2 separate regions of the Homo sapiens genome follow, and region 2 is linked to region 1. Evidence: read pairs that join two places in POLR2A ChIA-PET (ENCODE). Cell type or tissue: HepG2. All regions are shown on one strand. Links, peaks and the distances in the headings refer to the core of each region. The heading gives the core; the rest is flanking DNA.

Region 1 (15,806 bases), core at 7,463-9,962:
GACTGGAAGGGCTTGCAGGTCCCAAAGCCCCCGATCCCAGAACTGCATGGTGTCCCAGCCCCAGCTCCTCTTCCACTCTGGGACTGGCCGCTCTTACGAGGAACCCCCAGCCAAACTTTGGCGGTGACCCCCAGGCCACTTTGCCCTGGACAAATAGTGGCCAGACCCCACCCCTGGGAGTTACCCTGGATCAAGCATTTAGCTTTTGGAAGAGTGGCCCCCATTCTTCCCCTTCATCCTGTCCCCAGCTACCTAAGGCCACTTCCTGCTCCCTGCCCCTGCAGACAATGCCCTAGGCCCAGGCTGGAACCCTGCTCCTGGCTCAACCCTCCCCTACACCCAACACATGTGCACACTCACTTCCCGCAGCCCTGCGGCTTCAGGCATCTGCTGCCCTTCTGGAACCTGTGACCTCCAGGACAGCGGCAGGCAGATCTTCAGCCCCAGAGGTCCAGGGCCCCTGAATGCCTTCTGGACTCCCCAGGGTCTGCCCAGGTTGCTTGGGAAACCATTTCAGGTCATTTGAGACGATGAGGAGGTTTAGCTCTGGTTTGAGCTAAACAACACGAAGAAACAAATCCCTGTCTGTCAAAGTCCATCAAGCTAAGTTCTGGAGGCCTGGGAGTCGGCCGACATCTCTCAAGGGGTTTGCTCTTCTGTGCTGCTTTTTTATTCAGCTCCACAAATATTTGTCAAGGAAGCTGCTACTGTGCTGACATCAGTGTCCTGGGAGGTTGGGGGGATGGGCAGGCCATTCTGAAGAGAGGGAATACAGAGAGGAGCGGTACTTAATCCCTGTCCCCAGGGACTTTGCTTTCTCAAAGCAAAGGTGTTTGACGCCTGCTCTATGAACGCCCTTCCACAGGGCAGCCAGCTGTGCCCTTCATTTCTAAATGGTTCTAAGGATGGAAAGGAAAGACCCAAAACGCTATCAGTCATTTTCTTATGGGAGAAAGACATTCTCATCCTTTTCTTCATTTTCCAATTTTGCACCAGGAGTCATTACTACTTTTGAAATTGGAGAGTAAAGATTTATGGACCTATACCTTTTAAAATATGGGAATGATTATTGGAGGTGGTTATAAAAATTATTCTGCTCATTGTAACTATTCAGACAATACCCAAGAAATGAATGAAAATGAAAAACCACACATAATCACTGATTGAGCAGGAAATATCTTGTCCTTCTTTTTCTGACCTGCAGCGATGTGAGGCTGAAAGAGGCTTTGGGAGCCAGGGTGGCTGGGCTTGGATGTAAACGTCCACCCACTTTGGCGGTACTGGGTCCACCTGCAGTCTCTGACCTGGGCCAGGAGCTACCATAAGCCTATACCACATTCCAGGGAAGATTGGGAGCTCCCATCAAGAGAGGAGTTTAGCAAATGCTGGTCCATGCACATCTCAGTGTGCTACGGAGGTAGATGCTCCCAGATATTGACCACCACAGAAAGTCAAAGTCAGATTTGGTGAATTCGTATGATAGTGCCAATTTTTAAAATGGGCTTTAGGCCAAGAAAGGACATTTATAAAGGAAATCAGCAACTATTCCTTATCACTGGAATTTCAGAAAAGAATGGACATTTGAACACCAAAAATCAGAAAAACTCTGCAAATAAAAGCTTTGTGAAAAACTCAGTAAGCGGCCCTTGCTTGCTGTAGGGAATTCAAGCTCTCAATGAAGGGCTGCAGCTCTGAGCCAGGCTGGAAGGCAGTGGTTTCTCCTCTCATTGGGCCTTGGTTTCCTCATTTGTCTAGCATTCTTTTTGCATAAAGATTCCGACTTCCAGCTGGGCGCGGTGGTTCACAGCTGTAAGCCCAGCACTTTGGGAGACCCAGGCAGGTGGATCACTTGAGGTTAGGAGTTCAAGACCAGCCTGACCAACATGGTGAAGCCCTGTCTCTACTAAAAATACAAAAAAATTAGCCAGCCATGTTGGCACACGCTTGTAATCTCGGTTACTTGGGAGGCTGAGGCAGGAGAATTACTTGAACCCAGGAGGTGAAGGTTGCAGTGAGCCGAGATCAAGCCTCTGCACTCCAGCCTAGGTGACAGAGGGAGACTGTCTCAAAACAAACAAACAAAAAAGAAACCTATTCCTATTCCCCCTTCACCCCCTTCATCATTCCTTTTTTTCCCCCCAGTAACAAACAGCTTTGTCCCAATGATGGTCACCTTCCCTTTTTTATTTATTTATTTATTTATTGAGACGGAGGAGTCTCGCTCTGTCACCAGGCTGGAATGCAGTGGCGCAATCTCAGCTCACTGCAACCTCCGCCTCCCAGGTTCAAGCAATTCTCCTGCCTCAGCCTCCAGAGTAGCTGGGACTACAGGCCCACACCACTACACCCAGCTAATTTTTTGTATTTTAGTAGAGATCAGGTTTCACCGTGTTGCCCAGGCTGGTCTCGAGCTCCTAAGCTCAGGCAATCCACCTGCCTCAGCCTCCCAAAGTGCTAGGATTACAGGCATGAGCCACCACGCCCAGTTGGTCACCTTCCAACATCCGCACCCAGCAGGTGGTTTGAAAGTGCCAACACCTAGATAGACAGGCAGTGTGACAACCTGGGAGAGGTGGCCAGGTGATGAGGCTGGAAAGCATGGGAAGAAGGGACAGAGTCAACACCACCAAGGCAAGCATGTCTAGAAAGGTGAGCAGAAAGGAGACAGAGAGAAGGTGATCTAGGGAAAGGCTGCCCCTGATGGGGAGAAGGTCTCCCTGGTATTCTAGAAAGGGCATGAGATGGTTGAAGGGGTGCCGAGGGCATGGCCAGAGGTGGAGGCATTTCTGGAGGGTCTTTCTGAGCATAAATACTGTGTCCTGTCAGTCACAGGATGGAATCCCAGATGGAGGGATGGAGGAAGGCGGACGAGCCCCGTAGACTGGCCTTGTCCTCCCTGGCACCCGCCCCTCCCTGGGGCCCTGTGGGATGTGCTCTGAAAGCCCCCAGTAGATACCTGTTCTCCCAGGACTGGGGACTCATTCAGAGCATACAATGGAAGTCAAGAAGGCTCTGGCACCTACTGTTCCCTCTGGCACCCTCCTTTCCCTCGGCAACCTCAGGCCTCTCCCTGGGGTCTCAATGAGCCACACACACTGAGGCGGAGCAGTGGGGGATAGAAGGCAGGGCTCAGGCAGGGTTGAACCGTCTCATTCAATCACCCCTCCCTCTGCAGAGGAGAAAACCCGGGCCAAGGAGGGAAGCCATTCCACGTCAACAAATTCATGGCTGTGCTGAAACAATAGTTCTATCAAAATAATAATAATAAGCAATTGTGGGATTCCAGTCTTCTGTCTCTCACTCGAGGATTTAAATTGGAGGACCGCATATTGGAACTGATGGATTTTCAGACCCTGTGGCCTCACATGGGAAAGTGTCTGGGGACAGGAACATTCTACCTGCCTCAAGGGTCACCCCACGAGGGCACCTTTGTACACGCGTGAAGCCCGCTTGGATGCACACCGTCTGGGTGTCTCCAGATGTGGACATTTTTAAGCAGTTAGATTTTCTATTCCTTCCAGCCCCTCAACCCCACCCCCACCCCTCCCAGCAAATGGATAACAGGAAACAGCCAAAGCTTCTTAACTTTTCTTTAATCTTCCCCTCTCTGGCAAACTGAAAAATCAAACGATAATTGTCTGGGTGATCTCATTATTGTCAACAAAATCCAAGCCTTGAAGTCCGAATACACTGAAATGCTGACACATTAAACACAAAAGGAAACCGCTTGCATGTTGTTCAATAAATAAATAAGGCTGGTGGGAGCTCGGCGCAGGCCTGGCACACTGCACACTGAGGGGCTCTGTGGTCGGAAATGCTGGGACTGCGAGATGACCACGGGGACCCGGGAAGCGTGGCATCTAGGAAAGACTAGGACCAGGAGGTCAAGGTCCCATCCTTCCTGTTTGTATCAGTCAGGCCTGGCAGGAAACAGATGGACAGATGGCACCTTCCCAAGGGTAACTGAGGAGAGTTTAATGATGGGGGTATTTATGCGGGCAGGGAACCAGAAGGGGAGGTGGGGCATCCGGGGAACTAGCACCATGGGAAGCCCTTACAGCCACTAGACCCGAAAGACAAGGGGACCAAGCAGTGATCAGAGCCCAGAGAGGGTGATGGGTGAGAGGTCCACTTGATAAGAGCTGTGGCTTTTCAGGGGAGAAAGACTGCACCCACCAAAGTGTGGCCTGGCAGGGAGAGGACTAGAAAATGTATGGCTCCACTGCTCTCTCCTACCTCCTTCCCATCTCCCAGCGGTGCCTCCTATTGGCCAAACCCAAGCAAAAGCCGGAGGACAAGGAAGATGAAAGTCAAACAAGCAGCTTCCATGAGCCCTGTATGCAGACAGCACTGGCCCAGTGCTGGGGAGTTGCTGGCCCTTCTCCTCCAGGTCAGCCTGGTGTGTCTCTGCAAGTCTGGAGCAGCAGGGAGGGAGTAGGGGTAGTGATACTTCCACTGCACTTTGGTCTTCAAAAGTGTCCTATTTTCTGAAAGATGCAGGTTAAGGGACTGAGCTGTCTCTGGCATGGAGCAGGGTCTGGAGGGACAAAGAGAGAGCAGCCAGCATCCCACGCATCATGCAACACCCCCCTGCAGCATGCCACATCTGTACCATCCCCAGCTTGTGCACATCCAGGGATGCAAAACTCACCCACACTTCCACCTGCAAGCAGCCTATCCAAGTGTGAAGATTCCATATCTCAGTTCCTGGCAAAATCAAGTTCTGGGATTGGGGAACAGGTCACATCCATACTAGGGAGCAAGTGCTATTTGAATGTCAGGAGGGTGAGACTGGGAGCTACTGGGCAGGCCTGCTGCATTGCTTGGCAGGGGTGGGGTAGTAAACGCAAAGCGAAACCTATCTCCCATTTGTTCACCTTCTCTTGATCTTGATTTTTCTGCCATCTTATCAGAATCCTAATAGACACCATGAACATATATTACCTATCACCTTTAGGGAAAATGGGACACTTTTAGAGACCGAAGTGCAGTGGGGGTGTAACTACTCCTACTCACTTCCTGCTGCTCCAGGCTTACAAAGACAGACCAGGCTGGCCTAGAGGAGAGGGGACAGCAACTCCCCAGCACTGGGCCAGCGCTGCCTGCACACAGGGCTCATGGCAGCTGCTTGCTGACTTTGTGCCCATAGACCTCCCTTTCTCTGTCAGTCCCAGAGGCAGCAGTGGAGGGGACTGGTGTTGGGGGAAACAGGGCATCAGGAGACCCAGGTCCTCATCTGCTTCTGCCACTTTCTGGCTGTGTAGCTCTGGGCAAAACCTGCCCTGCCCTGGGTCTCAACTTCCCAACTTAGAAGGAAAAGGGACTTTGTTCCTGATCTTGGCCAGCCTACATGGAAGAAGAGACCCTTCTCTCCACCTGCAGAATCCTTTCCTTCCTCCTCAACTTTCTTCTCTCCAAAAGGTGCAAATGAGGCTGGGCACGGTGGCCCACACCTGTAATCCCAGCGCTTTGGGAGGCTAAGATGGGAGGATCATTTGAGCACAGGAGTTTGAAACCAGCCTGGGTAACAGCAAGGCCCCACCCCCCTACAAAAAATGTTTAAAAATTAGGGCTGGGCGCGGTGGCCCACACCTGTAATCCCAGCACTTTGGGAGGCCAAGGCGGGAGGATTGCCTGAGCTCAGGATTTTGAGATCACCCTGGGTAACAAGGGTGAAACCCTGTCTCTACTAAAATACAAAAAATTAGCTTGGCACGGTGGTGCGCGCCTGTAGTCCCAGCTACTGGGGAGGCTGAGGCACGATAATTGTTTGTGCCTGGGAGGCGAAGGTTGCAGCGAGCTGAGATTGTGCCACTGCACTCCAGCTTGGGCCACAGAGTGAGACTATGTCTCAAAAAAAAAAAAAAATTTAGCCAGGCTTGGTGGTGTGCACCAGTAGTCCTAGTTACTAGGGAGGCTGAAGTGGGAGAATCACTTGAGCCTGGGAGGTCGAGGTTGCAATAAGCCATGCATGATTGCACCACTGCACTCCAGCTTGGGCAACAGAGCAAGACCCAGTCTCAAAAAAACAAAACCAAAACAAATAAATAAATAAATGGTGCAAATATTTGCTTCCACCCTGAAAAGTTAAATCCTGCTTTTTATCTGTGAGTACCCTGGAGTTTTGCAGGGCCTCTCGAATATTATCACATTTGGTGCTTTGCAAACAACTCCCTCTGCTTTGCCTGTTCAGCTACAGCATGAGCAGAAAGGACGAGAGAGGACCCAGGCATCCCTGACCCCCTCCTTAAGCCAGAGACTGTGACTGTCCCACTCCCTCTGCCCCGCCCTTCCACCCTCCCTCCCTGGGTTGTCACTGCATGACTTTGGCAGGGTAGTTTTCCTCTCTGAGCCTCAATTTTCTCATTGGTTAAATTGGGGTGCTAATAATAACCACCTCAGTGATGACACATGAAGCATTTAGCATGATGTCTGGCACACAGTAAACATTCAATGGACGGGAGAGGTTGTCATTGTTTTTTCTGTCCACAAGGAACCCTGGAGGTACCCGCCTCATGTTCTATCCTCCTTGGAGGCTTGGGGCAGTTGGCCATTCTCTGAAAAGCCAGCCTGTTCTGACACTTGCCTGTCAAGTCATTGATTAGGCCTCCATCACTGTATTCCCTGTCTTCCCTTCCCTAGGGTTCCAGAAGGAAAATGCTGCCGAGGGTACTGTGGAAATGAGGCTGAAAAAGCCTTCTGTATGATGCAAAGGATGGCATGCTTCTAAGGAATAAAGGAAAATATGTTGATCTTTTCATCTATACATGCTTGTCACCTCAAATAGGTTCTAAACTCTTTGGGGGTGGAAAATAAAGGCAGGAAACTAATGTTGATTAAACACTGTGGTTGACGTTACAATGCTCTGCAACATCAGGCTCAGTTTTCCTTCCTGGACATACAGAAAACTATATATCCCAGTACCCTTGCTGTGAGGTGGAACCATGGGCTAGTCTTGGCTAGTTAACTGAGAGCAGAAATGTTCTGGCCAATTATTTAGTTAATTTCTTCCTCTGCCACAGTGAACATGGAGGCTTTGAGTTGAAGTGATGGAGCTGCAATTTGATCTTCTGGATTATGTATCACATCTAGAAGAAGTCTGCCCCGGAGGGTGGTCTTGGACCTACAGCAAGCTTCATGGGAGTGAAAAATAAACTTCTGTAGTGATTAGCCACTGAGCTTGCAGGGATGCTTGCTACTGCAGCACAGCCTTGCTTGGACTGACTGGTACAAGCACTACCATATGCAAGTATTTTTATATATATTATTATTTCATTTGATCCTCGCATCTCTAGAGGCAGGTATTATTATCCTCTCAATAAGAGGTAGACCCAGAAGTAGAGCCAGGTTTCTTTGCCTCCTGAGCCCTGGGTCTTAGCAATTAGGTAGATGCCACCCCCTAAAACAGGGAAATTTGGGAGGCAGGCATGTAAATGGTTAACTCAATGCAGAAATGCCCCTTGTCACCGTGGGGTCTTTGTTGAGGAAATTGTAATCCTTCAAGTGTGGCCTCCCAGAGTCTGGGAAAAAAATGTTCCCAGCTAAAAGTAGCTACACCAGAGGGTCCCAGCCAAAGTCCAACTCTAGGTTGGCAGAATTCTTGGATGGCTTGGAATTCCTGCTGGCCAAGGTTCCACTGGCATGGAAGTGTTTACACTCACGTCAAATTAGTTCTCCCACGCCTTCCAGAGCCTCAGCCCATATTTGGGATGGAAAGGGGAAAATGATTCCCAGGGGAGATTCAAAAGCATCAGAAAAATTCCTCAGGGGCCGAGGCTTCTCCGTGTGGCTTGGGGCTCTGAGCAGGGTCTCTCATACCTGGACCCCGTGCCAGCAGGGCAGCCAAGCCAGGAGCACATGAACCCCCTCACACACTAATTCAGAAGGAAGGCATTTCTGCAGTGACCCTTGGGAGACCCAGAACAGATCCATAGCCAAATGAAGTGCAAGAAACAGGAAAGAAGAAAAGATCTAACTTGCGTTTCTGTCTGTTGAAAGTAGGCTTTTCTTCCTCCCTTCTAGAAGATGCTATGTGATTGGAGTGCCTTTAGCCGCGAGAAGCAGAAAACCCAGTAAAAGCGTCTTTGCAGAAAGGAAAGCTCCCGGAAGACTGTGTAGAGTGTACCCTTTTTGTGAGGCTCAAAAGCAGGCAAAACAAAGCAATACGTTGTCTGGATATACATTTACATGTGATAAAACTATACAAACCCATACAAGGGAATGAGAAACACAGAATTCAGGACCGTGCTTATCTTAGGGGCAAATGCAGGGAGGTGGTCATGGGGCCAGTTCGAGAGGAGCACATATGGAGGAGTAATCACTATTGGCAATATTCTAGTTCTTGAGTTGAGTGATGGGTTCATGGGTGTTCGTTATTTTAATAAATATCCCAGTGGCATGTCATGAATCAAGGCTCATGATTAATCCAGTTCTGTCTACCTAAGATCTATTTTTAAAGGGGAACTCAATAACAGCCAACACTTGTACACCATTTCCTGCGTGCCAGGCACTGTTATAAGCCCTTCACATATATAAACATGTTTACACCTCCTAGCAGCCTTATGAGTTGGGTCTTATTTTATGTCCACTTTCCAGATGAAGAAACCAAGGCAAGACAGGTTAAGCATCTGCCCAAGGTCACACAGCAGGCAATTAGGCTTCAGAGACCTCCTTCATAGCTGTTGCAAAATAGGAATGTTAGTCACATCATATAACTGCAAGCCCAGAGACAGAGCTGTTGTGGGGTGGGTTTGTTCTGTGGTTCAGGTGACATCATCAAAGATGCTGTCCTCACCATGTCCACCAGGTCCCCCCGCCGCTAGTCATACTGCACTTGCAGTCTTTGCAGACAATCCCACACAGTTCAGCAAAATGAGGCATTTCCTCTCATGTGCTGTTTCATTGGTGAGGAATTCCTTTCCCAGATCCTAGCTTGGAGACTTCCCCTTGGAGCCATTGACCAAGCCGAATCTCATGTCCAGACCCAAACCAATCATTGACCACCATAATGGGCTTTGAGCATTCACAGTTCACCCCCCTGAGACTGCAGGGATGAGTGGGAACAGTCAGGGGTGTTTGCCTCTAATTAGGGTTCCCCTGCATGGGCTATGAGAAGAAAAGACGGTTGACTCTGCTGGACTGGGGGCTCCCTAAACAGAAACCATGTCTAAGTCATCCTGCCCTCCCTGTCCCCCACGCCCAGTCAAGGCCCATCAAATAGTAGGCATCCATTCTACTGGACAGGCCAGTCCTGGGGCTTGTCATGCTCACAGTCTCCTCCTGAAAAAAGAAGAGACCATCTGTCCCTGGAGCCCAGGTGGCTTATATCTGTCCAGAGGTGATTGGTTGAGAGTCAGTCACCTGACCTAAGAGAAGTTATGTCACAGGCTAGCCAAGATCCTATGGTATATCTTGATACAAAGATCTCCTTCCCAACCAGGATGGGTGGTTTAGTGGGTGTCTTAACCCAGATTCCATATCAGTCAGCTTTGCATTGTTAGAAAGGAATACCTGAGGCTGAGTTATGTATAAAGAAAATAGGCCGGGTGAGGTGGCTCACATCTGTAATCCCAGCACTTTGGGAGGCTGAGGCGGGTGAATCACTTGAGGTCAGGAGTTCAAGACCAGCCTGGCAAACATGATGAAACCCCATCTCTACTTAAAAAAAAAATACAGAAAAGAAAAATAAAATAGGTTTATTTGTCTCACAGTTCTGCAGGCTGTACAAGCATGGCACCCACATCTATTTCTGGTGAGAGCCTCAGGAAGCTTACAATCATGGCAGAAGGTAAAGGGGAAGCAGCCATGTTATACGGTAAGAGAGGAAGAGGTTCCAGGTGCTTTTTAAACAAACAACTCTTGCGGGAACTGGTAGAGTGAGAACTCATTCATTACCACAAGGACAGCACCAAGCCATTCATGAGGGATCCACCCCCATGACCCACACACCTCCCAGACCCACCTCCAACATTAGAGGTCACATTTCTGGGTTTGTTTTTTTGTTTGTTTGTTTGTTTGTTTGTTTTGTTTTGTTTTGTTTTGTTTTTGAGACGGAGTCTCGCTCTGTCGCCCAGGCTGGAGTGCAGTGGCGGGATCTCGGCTCACTGCAAGCTCCGCCTCCCGGGTTCACGCCATTCTCCTGCCTCAGCCTCCCAAGTAGCTGGGACTACAGGCGCCCGCCACTACGCCCGGCTGATTTTTTGTATTTTTAGTAGAGACGGGGTTTCACCATTTTAGCCGGGATGGTCTCGATCTCCTGACCTCGTGATCCGCCCACCTCGGCCTCCCAAAGTGCTGGGATTACAGGCGTGAGCCACCGCGCCCGGCCTGTTTGTTTGTTTTTTGAGACAGCGTCTTGCTCTGTCACCCAGGCTGGAGTGCAATGGCGCGATCTCGGCTCACTGCAACCTCCGCCTCTGGGGCTCAAGCAATTCTCCTGCCTCAGCCTCCCAAGTAGGTGGGATTACAGGCATGCGCCACCACACCTGGCTAAATGTTGTATTTTTAGTAGAGACGGGGTTTCCCCCATATTGCCCAGGCTGGTGTCAAACTCCTGACCTAAGGTGATCCGCCTGCCTTGGCCTCCCAAAGTGCTGCAATTACAGGCGTGAGCCATCACGCCCAGCCAGAGGTCACATTTCAACCTGAGATTTGGAGGGGACAAACATCTGAACCCTATCACCGTAGAAAGCAGAGCCTGAGTCAAAGCTCACCTGCTGATGCTTTCCTGGTAGACACAATCCCAGGGAAGCAAGAATGAGGGGAAAGGATTGGGGCAGAGAAGGAGGCACAGGGGGTTCTTCTTCAGAACTGAAGGACTGAAGGCCCTTCAGCGCCTGGAAGTGCAGCTGGCAGACGGCCCCCAGCTGCCAGCCCCCTTTGGAATTGCTTTTATGAAGCAAGTCACCTCGCCCCACATCACACCTCCTTCCTGGGGCAGCTGCGTCTAATAACTGGGAAGCACAAGGTCATAAAGGCCCAACCCCTCGTCCCTACCCAGGACAGCTACAAAGGGCTCTCCCAGCTTCAGGACTCCTCATTGAGACTACGGCACAACTCACTCTCGCTCTGCCTGGGGCTGCCTTCGTCCTGCCCTTCCACAGGGCGGTAAACCTCCTGCACCCTCAGCTCCTCTTCTGGACCAGGAAACATGAGGGGAAAGTCTGTGAGGAGAAGGAGCAGAAGCTGAGAGGCTATGAAGGGGAGAGGGCCATAAGGAGTCAGGAAAGAGTGGGCAGAAGTTAGGAGAAAGTCGAAGTGAGGTGGAGACAAGCCCAACGGCACACCCGCTGAGGGGACAGCGAAACGGCCCTGTGGGGACAGCTGGCTGGCATTCCGAGTGATGTCATCCAAAAGACCACCAGGATTGTTACTGGAAAGGGGTCCAGATCCAGACCCCAAGAGAGAGTTCTTGGATCTAGCACAAGAAAGAATTCAGGGCGAGTCCATAGAGTCAAGTGAAAGCAAGGTCATTAAGAAAGTAAATAAAGGAATAAAGAATGGTTACTTCATAGACAGAGCAGCCCCAAGGGCTGCTGGAGGCCCATTTTTATGGTTATTTCTTGAGTATATGCTAAACAAGGGCTGGATTATTCATGCCTCCCCTTTTTAGAACATATAGGATAGCTTCCTGATGTTGCCATGGCATTTGTAAATTGTCATGGCTCTGGTAGGAGTGTAGCAGTGAGGACGACTAGAGGTCACTCTTGTCGCCATCTTGGTTTTGATGGGTTTTAGCCAGCTTCTCTATTGCAACCTGTTTTATCAGCAAGGTCTTTATGACCTGGATCTTGTGCTGACCTCCTATCTCATCCTGTGACTGAGAATGACTTAACCTCCTGGGAAAGCAGCCCAGTAGGTCTCAGCTTTATTTTACCCAGCCCCTATTCAAGATGGAGTTGGGCTGGTTCAAATGCCTCTGACAGGATGGCTAAAAAGTAGAAAGAGAGCTTTATTGGTGATATTGGCTTACACACTGGGAAGAGAGAGTCTCCATCGTGGACTGAAAGTGCTCTCTCTTCCAAGAGAGGAAGGAAGGATGTGTTGGGTTTTATGCCTCCCAGGGCCGGGGTCATACATATTCAGCAGATTTGGGGGAAAAGTTATGCATATTTATGAGGGGAGCCAAGCTTGTGTATCATGGGTAAACATGTATGTGACATACATCCCATGTTCACCTTGGGGAAAGGTTTTAGCATTAAAATGAGGTGGAATTGGCTCTTTACATCAAAGGGGAAGCTATAGGACACAAGGTCAGTTTCTGCACAGCCTCTGTAGGCCATGGAAACTGGCCTACGGTCTATAGTAGTTTATCAGACAACATTGGGCATGTTCAGTGTGGGATGGCCATAGACTATACTCGCTTATCAGAAGAGAATGTTTGGAAGGCTGATCCTCTCCAAATCAGAGCTGACAGCTCCTCTTGTTGGAGCGTTTCAGTGTAGGAATTTAGAAATTTGCCAGGCAGGAGGACCCTGAACCCTCAATCTGTAGGTAACTTTGTTTCCTTAACTTTGGGTCTGTGTTAGTTGATAAAGGGGTGTCTATTTTGGTCACTCAGGTCACAATGACCATCCTTATTCTCAGAGTCTCAGATGGTTTGCTGGGGTCACTTGTGGGGCTCCATTCCTTGGGTTGAGAACAGCTTCATGCTAGGAAAGGGGGTCTGCCCAGGCTCCATCCCTGGCTTCTGGATTCCAGTGGGAGCCAGGCCCTGGATCTTGGCAGGACAGTTGGGGAAAGACTCTTTTTCTGGAGAGTGTGCTGTAAAGATGCTCAGTTAAGGTGAAGACATTCCCACTCCCTCTATTTTGGCAACACAAGAGGAGGCCCTAGAGCAATGAGGGCAAGGCAGGGCTATTGGAAGCTCATGGATGAAGCCCACGTGGTGCCAGATAGAAAAAAGAGACCACTCAGATGGAGAGAAATCAGACCTACCACATGGCTTCAGCCTTAGGCCTTTCCATCTGTATTCCTTCTTCCATCAAAAGTTATCCTTCTTGTGAACCTATAGATTATATTGAAAAGAAAGAAAATAACCAAGAGAAAAAATAATTTAAAAAACTACCCTTCTAGCAGCCATCAGAGAGATTAAAATCGTGTCTTTTGCAGCAACAGGAATTGAACTGGAGGCCATGGAACTAACTCAGAAACAAAAAATCAAATAAGTACGTTGTCACTTATTAGTGGGAGTGAAACAATGGGTACACATGGCTGGCCGGGTGTGGTGGCTCACACCTGTAATACCAGCACTTTGGGAGGCAAAGGCAGGCAGATCACCTGAGGTCAGGAGTTCAAGACCACCCTGGCCAACATGGTGAAATCCCGTCTTTACTAAAAATTCAAAAATTACCTGGGCATGGTGGCTCACACCTGTAGTCCTAGCTACTCAGGAAGCTGAGGCAGGAGAATGGCTTGAACTGGGGAGGTGGAGGTTGCAGTGAGCCAAGATCATGCCACTGCACTCCAGCATGGGCGACAGAACGAGACCGTCTCAAAAAAAAAATAAATGAGTATACATGGACATAGAGATAGAAATAATAGACACTGGGGACTCCAAAAGCCTGGAGGACAGGAGAAAGGCAAAGGTTGAATAATTACGTATTGGGTACAATGTTCACTATTTGAGTGATGGGTACATTAGAAGCCCAATCCCCACCAGCATGCAATATACCCATGTAACAAATATGCACATGTACCCCCAAATCTAAAATAAAATTATTTTTAAAGTTCATTTAACCTACAAAAAAAAATTGACCCTGTCAGCCAGGTATAGTGACACATGCCTCTAATCCCAGCTACTTGGGAGGCTGAGGCAGAAGGATCATTTGAGCCCGAGAGTTCAAGGCCAGCTTAGGCAACACAGCAAGACCCCATCTCAAAAGAAAAATTTGTTTTAATTACCCATCCATAGTACTATTTCAATCTTTCAGGCCTTGCTAGGAAATTAAAACCAATCTAGAAAGAAATAAACCAATTTTTAAAATTGGGCAAAGGTCCTGAATAGACATTTCTCCAAAGAAGATATACAAATGACCAAGAAGCAGATGAAAAGATGTCAACATCACTAATCATTAGTGGAAGACAAGTCAAAACCACAGTGAGAAATCACTTCACACCTGTTAGGATGGCCATTATAAAACAAACTAAAAAAAAAAATCCACCAAAACGGAAAATAACAAGTGTTGGTGAGAAAGTAGAGAAATCAGAAGCCTTGTGCATTGCTGCTGGGAATGTAAAACAGTGCAGCTGCTATGGAAGATGGCATGGTCATTCCTCAACAAATTAAACATGGAATTACTATGTGATCCAGCAATTCCACTTTTGTGTATATATCCAGAAGCGAAAGCAGGGGCTCAAATATCTGTACACCTCTCTTCATAGCAGCATTATTCACAGTAGCCAAAATTTGGGGGCAACCCAAGTGGCCACCAATGGATAATGGATAAACCCAATGTCGTCTATACATACAATGGAATATAATTCAGCCTTAAGAAGGAAGGAAATACTGACACAGGCTACAACATAAACCTTAAAGACATTATGCTGAATGAAATAAGCCAGTCACAAAAAGACAAATACTGTGTGATTCCACTTACATGAGGTAACTAATATAGGCAAATTCATAGAGACAGAAAATAATATGGTTATATTGTAAATGTTTAAAACTTCCTATTTTTCTGATGCCTTGACATCCCCACAAACAGGCTGTGAGCACCCACCACATGACCAGGTGAATCAGTATGATCAGACTGGTCCCTGCCACAATTCCCCTATTGACCTTCCCAACTGTGACCTGGTGACATTCAAACACACCAACGAGGTCAGGCACAGTGGCTCTCACCCATAATCCTAGCACTTTGGAAAGCCAAAACGGGAGGATTGCTTGAGGCCAGGAGTTGGAGACCCAGCTGGACAACATGGCGAGACCCCCATTTCTACAAAAAATATAAAATAGGCTGGGTGCAGTGGCTCATGCCTGTAATCCTAGCACTTTGGGAGGCCGAGGCGGGAGGATCACTTGAGGTGAGGAGTTCGAGACCAGCGTGTCAAACATGATGAAATCCCATCTCTACCAAAAATATAAAAAATTAGCGGGGCATGGTGGTGGGCGCCTGTAATCCCAGCTACTTGGGAGGCTGAGGCAGGAGAATCGCTTAAACCTGGGAAGCGAAGGTTGCAGTGAGCAGAGATCGCGCCACTGCACTCCAGCCTAGGAGACAGAGTGGGACTCTGTCTCAAAAAAAACAAATAAATAAGATAATAAAGAATAAATTAAAAACTGCAAATGCACCAGTGACATCTCCCCATGCCTTCTGCTTGTGTGCGCCACACCTCTCCCGTGCTTGCTCTCTCTGTGTTTCTTGCTCCCCACCTGCTTGGTTGAAGTGGCTCCCTTGTCATTCCTCCAGTGCTGACACCTGAGTGGCAGACCTGTTCCTCCCTCTCTAAGACCTGTGAGTATAATAAACCCCCTAATTTCATATGCCTCTATACCTCTTGGGTGTAATTTTCATGGCCATGTTGGAGTGATCCTTAAAGACCCCACAAGGGGGACTTAGTCCCCAATTTACAGCACAATGACCATCACCAGTTGCTAGGGAGAGCGGAATTGGGAAGTTGTTATTTAATGGGTACAGAGTTTTGGTCGGGTGGGGAAGATGAAAAAGTTCTGGAGATAGATGGTGGTGATGGTTGCCCAACAATATGAATATATTTATGCCACAGGACTGCATACCAAAAAATGATTAAAATGGTAAATTTTATGATATGTATAGTTTACCACAATTAAAAAACTAAAACTGGAC
Region 2 (15,806 bases), core at 8,755-11,254, 53 kb before region 1:
ATTGTGTCCAACCCCTGATGACTGAGCCATGTCTGTGTTTCTCCTGGGATGAAGCTGCTGCTGTTGGCTTCTCAGGGGAGAAGCCATGGGCCCCCCCTCCATGGGACTGCTCATCCTCTTCATTCCCTAAGCAAAGGGAGTGAGCCAGCAGCAAGCACCCACAGCATCCCTGGGAGCACTGACCCAGGCCCAAAAGTCAACAAACCAAACAGCTCAGAAAGCACAGAGAGGTCAGGAAAGTTGCCCTAGGTCACACTGCTAGTGAGAAGTAGAGCCAGGGCTCAAAACCAGGCATTCAGGCTCAGGGCCTGCACCAGTGACCCACACCAGCGTTTTTCTAATACTCTGATTATGACCTATAGTAAGAATTATATTTTACAATATGCCTCTGCTGTAGATAGATAGATAGATAGATAGATAGATAGATAGATAGATGGGTTTGGGTATAGGTGTGTGTAAAGTGTGTGTATACATTTTTTTTAACTAGAACAAAAAATTACACAAAACAATATTTACTCTTACTATATATAATGTTTTCTCATATTTTTACTCTATTTCATTTTGGTCACTAAATTGATGTCATGAACCATGAATGGGGCTGAGACATACAGTTGAAAAAAAAAAAAAAACTCGCCTAAACTGATTTAAGATGGCTCTAAAATCACACTGAGTGATCTGAATTTGAATCTTGCTGAAGCAAGATTCCACTTCCAAGTTAAGTGACCTTGGGCAATATGGTTGACTTCTTTAAAGCCTCAGTTTCCCTATGGGTAAGATGGGCATAATAATAACAGCGGCCTCATAACAGTGCTCTGAGAATCCAGCACTATGAACAGTGCTTGGCCCAGAGCCTGGCACACAGCAGACACGCAGCAAGCAGCAGCTACGCTGTTACCACCTCCTCCTCGGGCTGCAGCTCCCAGACTCAGCACGGGGCTATGCACACAGTGGGCAGCTCGCGGGCACACTGAGCCTGCAGCCACTGAGAAAGCAGGCACGTGCCCAGGACCAGCTGAGGCAGTGGGTGCCTTTGGACTTTCCAGGGCAGGGAGGAAGCAGAGAAAGTCCCCAGTGCCCGCTGAAAAGGCAACTTTGTTCCTGGATTATAGTAGTTCTCTTCAATCATCTTTTTGCCTTTGAAGGGGGAAAGAAGGGTAAAACAACAAAGTCAGGGTCAAAAACTGTCCTGGAACAAGGCTCCCTCTGGAAACCAGGCATGGAATGGGCATGGCACCACACACCAGCACCCCCAAACCCACTCACTGGAGCCACCGCAAGCCGAGGCCTCTGAGTGAGGGGCCCACCAGCCCACGCAGCCTTCTGAAGTTAGAAAAACATCCTCCGGCCTGAGCCCATTAGGGAGGCTGTGGCCTGAGGGAAGACAGCCCCATCCTGCTAACAGGGTCCTTTTATGCTCTGCCTCTCCCCTCCTCAGGACCCCAGCTCTATGCTCAAGGCCAGAAGGCTTGGGCAGCCCAGCAGGCCAGCCAATCCGCTCCAGGGTGACACTATTTCTTGTGACTGAGAGGTTCTCCTCCCTACCTCTTCCAACCTGACCAGAAAGCTGGAGTCCACAGACACCAGTAACACTTCATGGAAGACTTGCGGCAAGGAGACAAGGCCTCATGACGGGATGCAACATACAGTGGTACCACCCAGCCCAGCAGGCACTGCCCACTCCCTGCTGCTGCACCACATAGTTCTGCTCTAACACCTCAGAGACTGGAATGTGGTTCCAAGTCAGACACCGAGAAGGAGGCTGAACACTTTCTCTGTGCACCAACCCTGCATGCCTCTTGCCCTTTGCACATCCCGTGCCTTCTGCCTGGAATATTTTTAATAAACCTTTCCCCACCTAGCTATTTCCTATTTATTCTTTGGGTCTTAACGACTTACGCATCACTCCCTAATCTGAAGTAGAATCCTCCGTTATTCTCCTTCCCCATCCTTTTCCTTCACTGCACTTAGCACACTGGTACCACACTGAGCACACATCCAGGTGATCACTAGCAAACAACACTGGCAAGCTGCAAAAGAAGGGGTGACATCTCCTTTATTCTTTAACTTGCTGAAATGAACCCATTTCTACCCTTAAAACAACCCAATGAGGTAGGAACCATTACTCTACCCATTCCACAGATGTGAAAACTGAGAATCAGAGATGAGCCATCACTTGGCCCAAGGCCACCGAGCTGGGGAGAAGTGCAGCTGGGACTCAGACCCAGGAAGTCTGATTCTGCAAGTTCTAAGCACACCTCTGGCACCTTCTATGGGCACATGCTGGTCTTCAGCATAAAGTCTCCCAGCCCACATCTTTGTTTTGTTGTTTGTTTGTTTGTTTGTTTGTTTGAGACAGAGTTTCACTCTTGTCACCCAGGCTGGAGTGCAATGGCACGATCTTGGCTCACTGCAACCTCCATCTCCCGGGTTCAAGGAATTCTCCTGCTTCAGCCTCCCAAGTAGCTGGGATTACAGGTGCCTGCCACCATGCCCGGCTATTTTTTTTTTCTTTCTTTTCTTTCTTTTTTTTTTTTTTTTTGTATTTTTAGCAGAGACGGGGTTTCGTCATGTTGGCCAGGCTGGTCTCAAACTCCTGACCTCAGGTGATCCACCAACCTCGGCCTCCACCAACCTCGGCCTCCCATCCCAGCCCACATCTTTACTTACCCTTCCTGTGCCTCCCACATTGCTCTCCCACCAGACTGAAATACACTGTGCACAGCTTCCTGGCAATGAGCCTTTGCTTGGCCTGCACTCTCTGCCTTGGATGCAGCCTGCATCCAGCTCTCCCTGGCTGGGCTAGTGACTCTAATTTGCTGGGCCTGCCTCCTCATCTATGCGATAGCGGAATAATACCTAAGGCAGTTGTGAGGATTCTACAAGAGAATGCATGGAAAGTATTAGGCACAATGTTGAGTCCATATGATACTCACTCGTGTGTCCTTTTATCACTAACATACTGCTTCTCTACCACCACCACCATCAGAATCTTAAAGGTCTAAATCAGCAAACACAAGCCAGTGTACTAACAGGCCAAATCCAGTCGTCTGAGTCACCCAAAGAAGGTGTTTTCTAAAAATTTTAATTGGTTAACAATAATTTTTTAAATTGGAAAAGTTTCACATAAAAATTCAGACAGCTGGATTTTCTTAATGATCAGCCCGTGTGGCAACACCAGGGCCATATTCCCACATGGCAGTGATTGGCTGGGGTTGAGTGGCACTGCCCCCTTGAGGCAGGGTGTGTGTTCCCCGGGGGCACCCCGGTTCCCACCCCTCTCAGATGTCTCCCACTGAGCCTGTGGCATTCATTCATATGACCTCTCTGGCCCCTGTAGGTCCTTAAGTTTCTAACCCCTGATCTCAGTCTTACCATTCTTCAAATCCCTACTCACATGCCCACTTCCTTCAAAAAAACCCTCCCCAACCTCCACAGCCCTGTGCTTCCCTTATGGTTTTATAACTTTAACAGTTAACTTGCACTGAGTACTTCATGCAAAGATCCAAAGTAAAATATTAGCCTATCAAATGCGGTCACATTTAAAAGAATAATCTATCATGACAAAGAATTTCGGAGGGCCAAGAAGGTTGCACTAGGAAATCCAGCAATGTAAATCAAGCATACAAATCACACACCACATTAGCAAAGAATGATGCATTCCATCTGCATCCCAACAGCATGTGACAAAATTCAATAATTATTCCTGATTTTACAAAGCTCAGAAAGCCAGGAGTTGAAGGAAGCTTTCTTAAACAAAAAGTATCATACTTGGTAGTTATTAAACAGAGTATGAGATTCTAACCAATGCAATGAGATTCTAACCAATGCAATAAGAGAAGAAAAATCGATGAAAGGCCATGGGGAGAGCTTAGTTCCACTCTCACAGAGGCAAGAACTATGTCCTAGTCCTCACAATTTCCACAACACCCTAAGCACAGCACGTGGGATAGATAAAGCAGTCAAATATTTGTGGAATGAAAAACACCCCAGATGAGTTCTGATCCCTGGTACATGTTCTCAAAACATCCAGTACTTTTTGGAGGCACATATCACAACTTAAATTGCACAACTTGTTTATGAAAATATTTCTGTTTTCCTACAAGATGGTAAGTTCCATGAAATCAAGGCCTTCACTCTAGGTACCAAGCACAGGTGTCCCTGGCCTAAAGCAGGTACTCAATGCCCACTCCAAGAGACATGAGGGCCTACTGGAGGGTGCAGGGTGGGAGGAGGCTGAAGATCTAAAACTACCTGTTGGGTACTGTGCTTATTACCTGGGGGATGAAATAACCTGCACACGAAACTCCCATGACACACAATTTACCTGTAGAACAAACCTGTACATGTACCTTGAACCTAAAATAAAAGTTAAAAAATATATATAAGGCTGGGCACAGTGGTTCACGCCTGCAATCCCAGCACTTTGGGAGGCCAAGGCAGGAGGATCATTTGAGGCCAGGAGTTTAAGGCCAGCCTGGGCAACACAGTGAGTCCCTGTCTCTAAATTTAAAAAAAAAAAAAAAAAAAAAACCCTACTGCAGATGCATGAATGAATGCACTCAATAGATAGTGCTAAATTATCATGATGTTATTCTACTTCTCAGCTGGAGAATCTGAAGCCCAGGCAGGGAGCCTTTGGCTGAGGCCACACCAATGTGAAGCCCTCTCAGTACCCTGGTGTCCTCTGAAAGGCGTCGGCCACACGCACACGCCACAGCCCATGTGACTTAACAAGTAAGGAAAGCAAAGCCCAGACCCATGCCTCAGAGCCCTCTAAACAAACACATCCAGGACCCACCCCGGCGGGCCAAGCCGCCACCGCTCTGAGGCTGGGGATGACTTCAGTGCGGAGACCTGAGGCTTTCCTCCCAGAGCCCCACGACTGGTGCCCACAAGGCTAAACAGCTCCCTTCTGCCTTCCCAGGAAGCTATCAAAGAATTACTTATGTCTCTGGAAGTGCTTGTTTAGAAAAGGTTCTCCACCCCACCTGGGCTTGGCAGGAGCGCAGCATCACCAGGCTGCCCTTCGGAGCTGCTCAGGCTTGCCTCCAGCCCCTGGAGGAGCTCAGCCATCTTTCACACAGAGAGTCGAAGCCATGAAGCAGCGGGAAGCTTCCCAGGATAAACGGAGCAGGGTGACATCAAAGTCCTCCTTCCAGATTAAACAACTGAGGCCTTCAACTCTCGCTTGCGTTCCTTCCAGGATATTCTGGGCTCCTGCCTCAGTTCTCCCTCCGATGGAATGGCAGATATTTTGTTTGTGAGAGACTGAATTTTTTCCTTCCTCAGGGAGAGGGTGGGGGGGAAGGGACGTGGGGAGGGAGAGGAAGAGAAAGAACGTCTGTGAGAGACAAGAGCGGCAAAAAGAACACGTGTGAGTGGGCAAGAGAGAGGGAAGGCAGGGAGGCAGCCAGAAGTGCCTGGTTTGGAATCCAACAAGTGATGTGAAAAGTCCAAAAGTGTCTAAATCCAAGCATCTTGTGATTCGCAGCCATGGGGCTGCAGGACCCCCCAGCTCACCAGTACCGGGGGGCTGCACATCCTGTCTCGGACAGCCCTGCTCAGCCCACATGGGGGACCCTCCTTCCATAGGCACAGGCGCGCTGCAGTTCTGGGGCATGATTAGCTCTCTCTGGGGTTTGCTGGTCACTCCCTCTTGTTCCCTGGTCCCTGAAGAGCCTCCTTCTTGAGCAGCAACCTCACCCCACAGGTCCTCCGCAGCCCTGACAGCTAAGCTTCCAGCCCTGCAGCTGACCTCCTCCCCCAACACAACAGCAGGGCCACCAACCCCAACAGGCCAGGTTGAGCCCCCAAGGACCTGTCCATGACACAGGGGCAGCACGCTCGCTGACTGCCCGCCCTGCTCCACCCAACATACCTGTCCAGGGGGACAGACAGGTAACTCAGATGTGCCAAGAGCCACCAATGCACGAGGCTTTCCACAGACAGTGCCAGGAACCACTTCCAGTTCCCACAGGCTGCAGAGCCATTTGGAGGCCACATTCCCTTCTTGATTACCCGCTTGATTCCACACAGAAGCCTCCCGGCAATCCCCAACCCCATCCTACCAGGGCAGCTTGAGCCTGGGGCCTCGGTCAGCTCTTCCCCCCACCTCCAACTCCTTCCTCCTCTCTCCTCAGCCTCAGCGGCCCATCCTGCCCCCTCCCTCCCAGAGTGCCTCTGTGTGGTCCTAGGAGTGGGCCTGGGTACTCACTGCTGCTTTGTCCCCTTCATCAGACTGGATGCCACAGGAGGGCAGGAACCACATCTCTCTTATTCTCCACTGTATCCCCAGAGCCTGGCCCAGTTAGGGACTTATTAATTCATAATTAATAACAAGGCCAAGTGTGGTGGCTCACATGTGTAATCCTAGCACTTTGGGAGGCTGATGTGGGAGGATGGTTTGAGGCCAGGAGTTCAATCCAGCCTGGGCAACAAAGCAAGACCCGATCTCTATAAAAAATAAAAATGAATTAGCCGGACACAGTGGCGTGCACCTATAGTCCCAGCTACTCAGGAGGCTGAGGCAGGAGGATCACTGTGAGGCCACAGTGAGCTATGACGCCACTGCACCCCAGCCTGGGTGGCAGAGTGAAACTATGTGTCTAAAAAATAATAATAATAAACAAAGAATTATTGATAATAATTTATACTAATTCATTAAGCTGAGTGCCTAAAAGAAAAAGCCTGGTTCCACCCTTCCACTCCAGACAGAAGGACCTGGGAAAAGATGGAATTTGGAAGCAGGAATTAAAGGAAAGAAGCTGACCAGGGAAGAGGAGCTGGGGAAAAAGGAGGCAGGGAGGGTGACCTAATCTATCTTCATTTCTTTCTTCTTTTTTTGCTGCTGACAGTTCAGCCTTGATGTTTCCTGCCCTCGCGGGGACAGTTTGATCCCAGAGTGTACCTGAGCTTCCTGGTACAAACAACAACACTGTCCATCGATCCATCCATCCCCACCTTCCAACATCCCCACTGGGCGAGCAGAGGAAACATCCCCTGAGTTCTAGGACCTTGCAGGACCCACAGCAGGTGCCTCCTGGATTTGATTTCCCCCAGGTTTCCTACAAAAATGTGAATGAAGAGGGTGCTCTTGGGCTCTAGAGAACAGAAGGCATGCACAGTCTGGCTCAGGGGCATCCAGCCTCCTTCCCCAAGAAGAAAAGTCTCAAAGTGAGGACAAGACACTCCTCGAAGCCTCTACCGGAGACCACATCACAAAGACCCATTAAAGCGCTAAGAAGATGACACCCATGGCCGCCACCCACCCATCCTGAGGGACCTATGGAAAACCAGAAGGTCCCCCCACTCCCCAGCACTCTGCCCAGCCCAAGCTCTCCCAGCCTCTGCCTCCCATCCCCCAGGAGGAAAGACAGTGCCCAGGCTGGGCCAGGCAGCTGGCCCTGGTGCCCATGAGCAGAGGGGACCCTCCCTGGAGAACTCGAAAATGCCAGTGAACAAGGCCCAAACACCTCCATCCTGAGTCCTTCTCCAGCCTTAAAGCAAATCATCTTTTAATCCTGAAACACCAAATATTTAATTTATGCTCTACCTCAAATGTCAAGCCCACCTCCCATCACATAGCTTTGAAACCACGTAAAGAAGCCTAACACTTTCCATATGGCAAAGACATGGGGCCTTTTAATTGTGCCAACTGGTATCATTCAAGGGTAATTCCCTTGGAATCTGGCACTCGGGCAACAGCTGGGCCAGCCTCCAATCTCATCACCCAACCCCACACGTCCCCATGGGCTCCAAGTAAGCCTGCACCCTCCTCATCTTCTCCAAATATCAAAGTGCACTAGGTACCCCCAGTCAAATTACCAAACTGCCTGGCAGCCGCCTTTGATCCAGAGGCGGGCTTGCCTGCACCACGGCTCTCAGCCTATTTCTTCAGGCAGCTCTGCTGTAAAGGAACAAAAGGGCCAACCGGGGCCATGGGGAGATTATTTTAAATCTGGTTGTACATATTCACAATCAGCCTGTGAGCATATACAGAGGCACACAGGTCTTCACCAAGTGTTTCCCACCTGATACCTGAGTCCACTGCACTATTTAATCTATCTATTAAGCTTTTTCACTTGTCCATTCTATTTTCCACACCCAGTGTTTCCAATTGGTTTTCTTCTCTAACTGCCTGTTGCTGCTTCATGTTTCCAGCATCCTCCGTTTCTCTCTGAGTTTATGATGCTTATTTTGCTTTCTAATTGTTTAACATGGTGTTCTTTGCCGCGTGTGCTGATCAGTTTATTGCTCCTCTTCCACAGTACTCGTGCGCCTCCCATTTCTCATTCCTTTTCTCCTATGAGTCCATATTCCCTTGGACTTGCTCATGTCCCCATGGAAAGGGCAAAAGCCCAGCCCTTGGCCTGCGTCCCTCCAAGTGAGCCTGCCATGACAGTGGGGGAGGCAGAGAGCCTCTAGCATTCTTATCCCAGCCCTATCACTCCCTGTTTGTAGGCCCCCATCTCCAACCCTACAAATGTCTTCAGTGAATCTCCCAGTAGGTTCCCTTCCTTCCCAGGTTCAACAGTTATAATCCCATCATAACCCGCCAGGGATGAAAATATTATTACACCCATTTTGCAGATGAGCTAATTAAGGTATACAAGGGCAAAATGGTTTGCACAGGTGACAAATCACTAGGACAGAGCCTGACCTCATTTATTTCTGTATTTAAGAGGGCAGGCTTAGTTTAATGCCAGCATGGTCACCCTTTCACATCTCAGGACCCTGCAGGCAACTTGGACTCATCTGGGACATTTCCCAAGCCCCTCAGACCTCATCAGGAAGGAAGAGGGCAAACAGGGGCCACTCCTGCTTCTGCCTGCCCCACGACTGGCTCATCTCGAAGCACCCCCTCTCTGGGAGTTTTGTATGTAGCACCCTCCAGGCGGATGCCCTGGCACAGGGCTTCTCTACAAATGGCTTCTCCTAGAAAGTGCTCCAGAAAGGGAGAAACACACAGTCCACACCAGCGGGCTGTCAACACTACAAGGTTATGGGGAGGATTAAGATAATGTAAGCAAAGTGCTTGACACATATAGGCACTTAATAAATACTAGTTATCATTGCAATAACAATAATACTAGTTGGATGAGCCACTGTGTCTCCAGCCACTTAGTTGACAGGCCACGTAAAGGACTAGAGGCAGAGACTAGCCCCAAAACAGGCCTGGGGTTGGTGGGAGGACCTCTGCCAGCCCTTGGAAACCAGCAGACTTTGGAGCCCATGCCCTCCTACATCCTGATGATATCATGGAAGAACCTACCAGCTACCCCTTCGGCACCAGAGGGAATCAGGGAAATGAACTAGCCTGAGGGTTGCCCATTGCTGTCCTGTTCAATATCTTAGTGCTTCCCAAACTTGGGGCATTCCATTCCCACATTCACAATTTTGACCACTTGTACTTAATATTTTTCTCTGAATGGACTTCACGTTAGACTCTTTTTTAACTTAGCTTCATCCTAAGCAATAAAATCTGCAAAATCATGGGTTTGATGTCCTAGTTATTTTTTTTTCTGGTAAAAAAAAAAAGATAACTATTAAGATTTAAAATGTTCCCCCAGATTCCACCTGAAATCACCTGGAGGATGCCTGGAGTGCTGTTCCACACCCTGGGCTCCCCCTGAAGTTCTGACTCCTTATCCCTACCTCTGCAGACACACTGGCTGGGCCATCTGGGGCCAAGGTTGGTGAAAACCCAGGCGTCTGGGTCCCCAGCAGCAAGAACAACTCCCAAGGAGACAGAGGCCGGCCCCCTGCATAACAACTTTGATGGCTGCGGCCCACCCTCCAACCACCTGACACATGTCATGCCAACGGCTCTGAGCCTCACATCTTCAAAAGTACTTTGAACAAACATTAATGACCTCTCAGCATTTCTCTGAGAGAGGGGGTGAGGGAGAGAGGGGGACAGGCACCATCCCATGCTGTCCTCAGCTGGGGGAAGAAACTAGGCAACAGAATTCCGTGACTTCACCAAAGCCACAGACTTAAGCTGGGGCCCCCTCCCCACCCTCCCTCACTTCCCCCAATGGCAACTTTAGTGGCCTGCATTCCTCTCGCTGGGAACACTACTATTTAATTAAAAACGACAGACTTTTGTTTTCCTCTCCCTCTTTCCTCCTCCCTCCCATCCTCCCAGACTGGATGCCAAGGAGACCCACCAAAAACATGCGGGTAACATTTGTTATGGCTTTGAAGATAAAAGTCAATTGAAGTAAGCCCTCGCTGTATTTCAAGTTTTCCCTCTAGCATGGAGCAAGCTGCCTGGCAGTTTAGAAAAAAAAGAAAAGAAAAAGAAAAAGGAGGGACTGCAAATAAATGTCATTCTGCAGGAATACTTTGTAAAAATAAACAGGCTGAAAAAACCCAAAACTTGATTAATGGAAATCCACTCAGTTGGCCTCTGTCTGGAGCTGTAAATGCATTTGTTCATACGGCTAAATTAGACCGTTTTCGTTGGCCTTTAAATAAATAAGTAGATCAAAAACTAGAAAGGGCAGGGGAAGAAGGAGAGGTTTGTAGTTCTCTTTTTAAAGGGCCCCAACTGCAGTGCCCCCCGCCCACCAAGATTTGACCTTTACTAGGGGACAGCAGCTCCAAGTCCGACCCGGCCAACAGAAGACAGAGAAGCCCCCAGCTAAGCAGTGGCGGTGGAGGAGGACAGGGGAGCTTCTCCTAGGCCCAGAGGTTATTTCATCCACACACAGGAACTGACTTTATCCACAGGTCCACCTCCCGACACCAGCACTGCAAGCGAGCTGCCAGGTCCCACCACCCAAATACAAACACATCTGAAGTCTCCACTGGCCTCTCCCCAGCCCATGGATAAGACCAAAGAACTAACCAGACCTGAGACTCAGTCTATTCCCCCTCTAAGTTAAAAAAAAAAAAAAAAATTAAATGTCACATCAAAAAGTTGATTCATCCTTTGATCCTAGGCTTGCGCGAGTTCCACGCAGACTGCCTGAAAGCCCCGTGCAGAGTTCCGGAGCTCACAGGACATCTGTGAACGCCAAGTCCCAGGCCAGGAGCTGGGGCTGGACTCACTCATTCCCATCACACTTAGTGCTCCTCCAGGAACTCCAGCCTCAGAGACACACGGGGTGAAGGCTCAGGGCTCTGCCCAGGCTACAGTGGAATGAGGCCCTCTATCTCATATGCCAAGTAAGGGGTCTTCCAGGTCTCAGTCCCCCTAGATCTGCTACCCAGAGGGCCGCCTGCTCTACTGGGGTTCCTGTACAGGTGGTACTGATGAATGCCACAGACAATCAGAACATATTCAGATCCTGGGGCCAGCACAGCTCTGCCTTCCACCCAGACACCCCTAATACCCCCTTCTCTCTAGCCCCTACTCCACCTCCACCTTTGAATGCTGGTGGCAGAAACAAGGTAGAAGTCAGAGCAGGCCCCCAAATCCCGCCGGTACAGACACGATTCCCCATCAACTGGACCTTCACCACCTCCCCACCTAGGACCTTTCCCCCAGGCAGCCCTCTGCCTCCAGCTGGGCACTTCGAGGTTCTCCAAGGCATGCGGGCAGAGGGTCGCGTTGGTGGGGCAGGGGGCAGCTGAGAAGAGATTTTCAGACCCAGAAGCTGTGCAGGAAAGTGCTCAAAGTTGGGGTGCATGGGTTTGGGGACCCATCTCTGAGGCTGAAAGGAGGCCAGGAGGTGGGGCAGGGGTGGGGAATCATACCCGGGTGCTTCGGCCTATGGTGCCCGCCAACCGCAGCTGTCGGGGTCCCGAGACACCGCCCGGGCAGCGCTGTCTCCCGATCCACTCCTCGATGCCCTTCCGAGCCCAGGCAGCGCTCACGGCGAAGCTGTCACCTGGGACGGGGACGACATGAAGCCCCTGAGTCTGGCTCCAGGTGCCAAAAGTTACCCCCGCGGAGGGAAGAAGGAGGCGCGGTGGGAGGCGAAGGACCACGGCACGGGGGCCAGGAGGGGGTTCGCGGGCTGGGGCAGGAGCCAAGAGAGGGACGCGGGTAAGTAAAGGGGGGTTCAGCGAAGCCCTAGGAGCGAGGAGCCAGAAGGGGGCAAGAGGGGTGAGCAGTACCCCAGGAGGACGGGTTTAGGATCAGACCAGGGAGCACTGGCAGCCAGGACTGCGGAGGAGAGGGCTGGGGGTCAGGAGAGGGGCCGCAGTAGGTGCAGGAGCCAGGATATCGGAAGAAGGGCCGGGGGGCAGGAAGAGGGGGCAGGGTCTTGCGGGGAGGCGCTTGGGGGTCTGAAGAGAGGGTGCCGTGAGAGCCGAGGGCAGGGACGCGGGAGGGGGAGGGGTTGAGGGTCAGCGGTGGGAGCGCAGGACCGCGGGGAGCGGGTAGGAGGGACAGAGGAGGGGGCGCGAAGGCTGCTCAGGGAGCGGGCTTGGGGGGCCGGTGGCCGGAACTGGGGCTTCGGGGTGGCCCTGGTCATAAGACCTGGCGGGCTGGGCCGTTCTGCCGCGGCCGCGGTGTCCCCCGCGTCCATCCCCGAGGTCTGCGCCCCGCGCGCCCCTACCTTCCGGGCTCTCCCTGCGCTTGCACACGGCGGCTGCAGGCACATCGCGAGGCGGCGGCGGCGGCGGCAGCCGCGGCGGCGGGAGAAGGAAAGAAAGGAAGGGAGAGAGTTAGCGACCGCGGCGGCGACGGCGGCGGGGCCCGGGGCGAGCGCGCGGGCGGGGGCACTGACCCGGCTTGGAGTGAAGTTTCCCCATGCTGGGGCTGCGGCGGCCGGGAGCGTCCCTAAGCCATGCGCCCGGCCCGCGGGCCTGGCGCCTCCCTTGGCTCTCCTCCTCCCGAAGCAGCCCCCGAGCCGAGCGGAGCCCGAGGCGGCGCCGGGACGCGCTCCTGCCGCCGTCGCCGCGGCCCGACTGACGCCCGGGAGCGCCGAGCCCCCAGCCCGCCGCCGCGGCCCGCGCCTCCCCGCGCGCCCATTGGCCGGTGCGGCGCATCAAAGGCAAGGCTGGTTGCGGCGGGGGCGGGGCCGGAGGCGGGGCAGGGCGGGGACGAGGGCGGGGCGCTGACGGGAGGGGCGGGACACAGTCCGCGCTCCCTGCCGCGGTCTGGGGCCGGGGGCCGAGCTCCAGGGCTGGCGACCCGGCGGGGCGGCTTGTCCAGGAGGCGTATTGGGACAGAACAGCCCGGCCATCGCTAACTGTACTGTCACTTCCCTCCGCTCCACGTTCTCTCTAAACGGGCAGGGCGGGACTCGGCGGCTCCAATTTACAGGTGGGGAAACTGAGGTCGGGAGCGGAGACCTTAGCTGCTCAGGTGCAAGCTTCGGCAGCGCTGCCTTTTCCCAGTCTTCCCACGACCTACCTTCTGCAGAAAGTGTTCATTACCCGCCCCGTGACCCGCCCCCCACCACCGCACTCCTCTAGTTTCTTATTTGGGGAGTCCAGGAGGAGCCCCCAGCGCACCCCGGGCCAGTGTGAGCCCAGCCCTCTCCAGGCAGCGACAAATGTCCAAAGCGCCCCGTTATCAGCCAGTCTCTGGGATCTCCTCGTCCGGGGGCCCGTGGGTGCCCGCCCGGGTCGGGGCGCGCTGCCAAACTGCGCGGCCCGGAAGGGGGTAACCGCTGAGTCTTTGATCTTCCTTGGTTTCCGCTCCCCGCTGCAGTTCGCCAGACCCAAGGGTTTGTTTGTTTTGTCTGGGGAGGTCTCTGCGGGGAGGTCGCGCGGGGGGAGGGGGATGGTGGCGGTCGACATCAAGGGATTCCACCCCACCTTTGTGGCTCTCAGAACGCCTGCCCCCTTCTGGGGACACTGTGGGTCCGTGTTACGCTCGTCCTGGCACCAGGCAGCTCTGGCGTGGGAAAAGAAAACCCGCAGCTCAGAGTGAGACCAGCCCCGACCTTTGGAGTGAATTACCTGTGCTCAGTTTTGTGATCTGTATAATGGAGGCTCCATTCTGCCCTTTTTGCCGACTCTCTAGAGCAGCACTGCCCAATAGAAATATAATGTGGGCCACATTTGTAATTTTAAATTTTCTTGTCGCCACATCTTTTAGAAGTAAAAAGAAATAGATGAAATATTAATAATATATTTCGCTTAACTCAATACAGTCAGCCCTCCTTATTCACAGGTTCCACATCTGTGGCATCAACCATCTGTGGACTGAAAATATGCAAAAAGAATAATACAGCAAAAATAAAGAATAAAAAACTTTTTAATATAGTATAACAACTATTTACATAACATTTACATTGTATTAGGAATTACAAGGAATCTAGAGATGATTTAAAGTATTCAGAAGGATGTGTGTAGGTTATATGCAAATACTACAGGACATTTTATATAGCGGACTTGACATCTGGGGATTTGGGTATCCTCTAGGATCCTGGAACCAGTCCCCAAAGACACCAAGGGAACACCATATATCCAAAATAGTATAATTTCAAGATATAATGAGATATTTTACATTCTTTGTATTGCGCTAAGTCTTTAAAATTCAGTGTGTATTTTACACTTAAAACACATCTCAAAGACTAGCCATATTGCAAGTGACCATTTGCACTTGGCTAGTGGCTACTGCATTGGGCAGCATCGCTCTGGAAGATCTACATGTCTCAAAAGGACATTAGGAATTCACAGCCCCCCAGAGTCATAAATCTCTTCATCCAAGTGTCTTACTTTCATGTTCCAAGCTTCCTTTTTTAACACCCTTTTTGGTGGAAACGAAGGCTAATGTTATAAGCAGGTACACTAAAATCCTGTTGGCCAGGTGGTTTCATTTGAAGAGTGCTGAAACCACAAAAATATATTACTGTTGTCATTTTTATGTTACAATTCTTCATTCAGTACTTCTGATGTGCCAGTCCTCATCCTCCATCATGTGTAGCCCTCGCAACCACTCTCTGATGCAGACTCATACTTGTTCTAGAAAGGAGGGAACCTATTCAACTCAGAGAGGTGAACTCACTTGCCCAAGGTCACAAAGTTCATCCATGACCCAATTAGGAACTGAACTCCAATCTGTTGATTTCATTGCCCAGGCTTGTTTTCACTACATCAGGTTGTCCCAACACAGTGCAAAACTAATGTTCCACCACTAGAAAGAGAGTCTTCCATCTGGAAACAAATATGAAGGGCCAGCCATGTGACAACCATTGTTTTAGTCACCTAAGATACATCGGTGAACAAAATAGACAACTGCCACTCTCATCGAACTCCCACTCACCTAGGGGGAAGATAGGCAAGAAACAATAAATGATGAATTAGTAAACAGTGTAGTAAGTTACACCAGGGGTAACAGGCCATTTTTCTTTCTTTCCATCCCATAAGGACCTGACAGCAAACAATTTTGCCCTCTAGGGGACACTTGGTAATGCCTGGAGGTATCTAGTGGGTAGAGGCCAGGGTTGCTGCTACACATACCACAATGCATAAGGCAGCCCCCCCACCCTACCAGAACAAATGATCCAGCATCAAATGTGGGTAATGCTGAAGTAAGAACCCCTGAGCTGTAGGAACATGAAAAAGTGGGGCAGAACGGCGGGGGTCAGGTGTAGGAGGGAGGCAGGGGTTTGAGCATCTGAGTCGGAGTGGGCACCCTCTTTCAGACCCCTCAAAAGGCAATGGAATTCGTCTGGAATTCCTGTTTGCCTTTCTCACCCCTCCCTGCTGGTACCAGGGTGCCTCTAAATCAAAGCAAAACTTGGAGCATCCTTTCTCACAGTGCTTAGAAAGTTGGTTACTTTCTTAAACCGGTCCTGGCTTTCTTCTTCCATGAGAAAAAAGTATCCCCTCTTCCCCTTGGGAATTTCTTTTTACAGTTCAAAAAGAGATAAAAGCAAGAACTAAAACTGCAGTTAGCA

The links. Peaks named below come from ENCODE experiments on the same cell type or tissue, not always from the same donor. Only the 100,000 strongest peaks of a DNase experiment are listed, where the experiment ranks them.
Region 2: POLR2A ChIA-PET joins it to region 1 with 5 read pairs; 3 of 35 experiments call an interaction of 5 or more read pairs at or near these places.

What each region holds. Positions count from the first base shown.
Region 1 is chr16:50,490,806-50,506,611 of GRCh38, reverse strand. No RefSeq gene overlaps it. Among named protein-coding and RNA genes, the nearest start is that of NKD1, 50 kb to the left of the region's middle. RefSeq lists an enhancer at 1-412. In HepG2, for the core only: no CTCF peak of the experiment used is centred there; a DNase peak (open chromatin) is centred at 8,821.
Region 2 is chr16:50,545,453-50,561,258 of GRCh38, reverse strand. NKD1 (NKD inhibitor of Wnt signaling pathway 1) reads right to left here and starts at 12,863. Exons shown (of 10, transcript NM_033119.5): 1 at 12,681-12,863; 2 at 12,510-12,542; 3 at 11,704-11,837. The coding sequence starts at 12,705. RefSeq lists silencers at 12,541-12,730, 12,771-13,220. In HepG2, for the core only: no CTCF peak of the experiment used is centred there; a DNase peak (open chromatin) is centred at 9,858; H3K4me3 peaks cover 2,500 bases; H3K27me3 peaks cover 120 bases.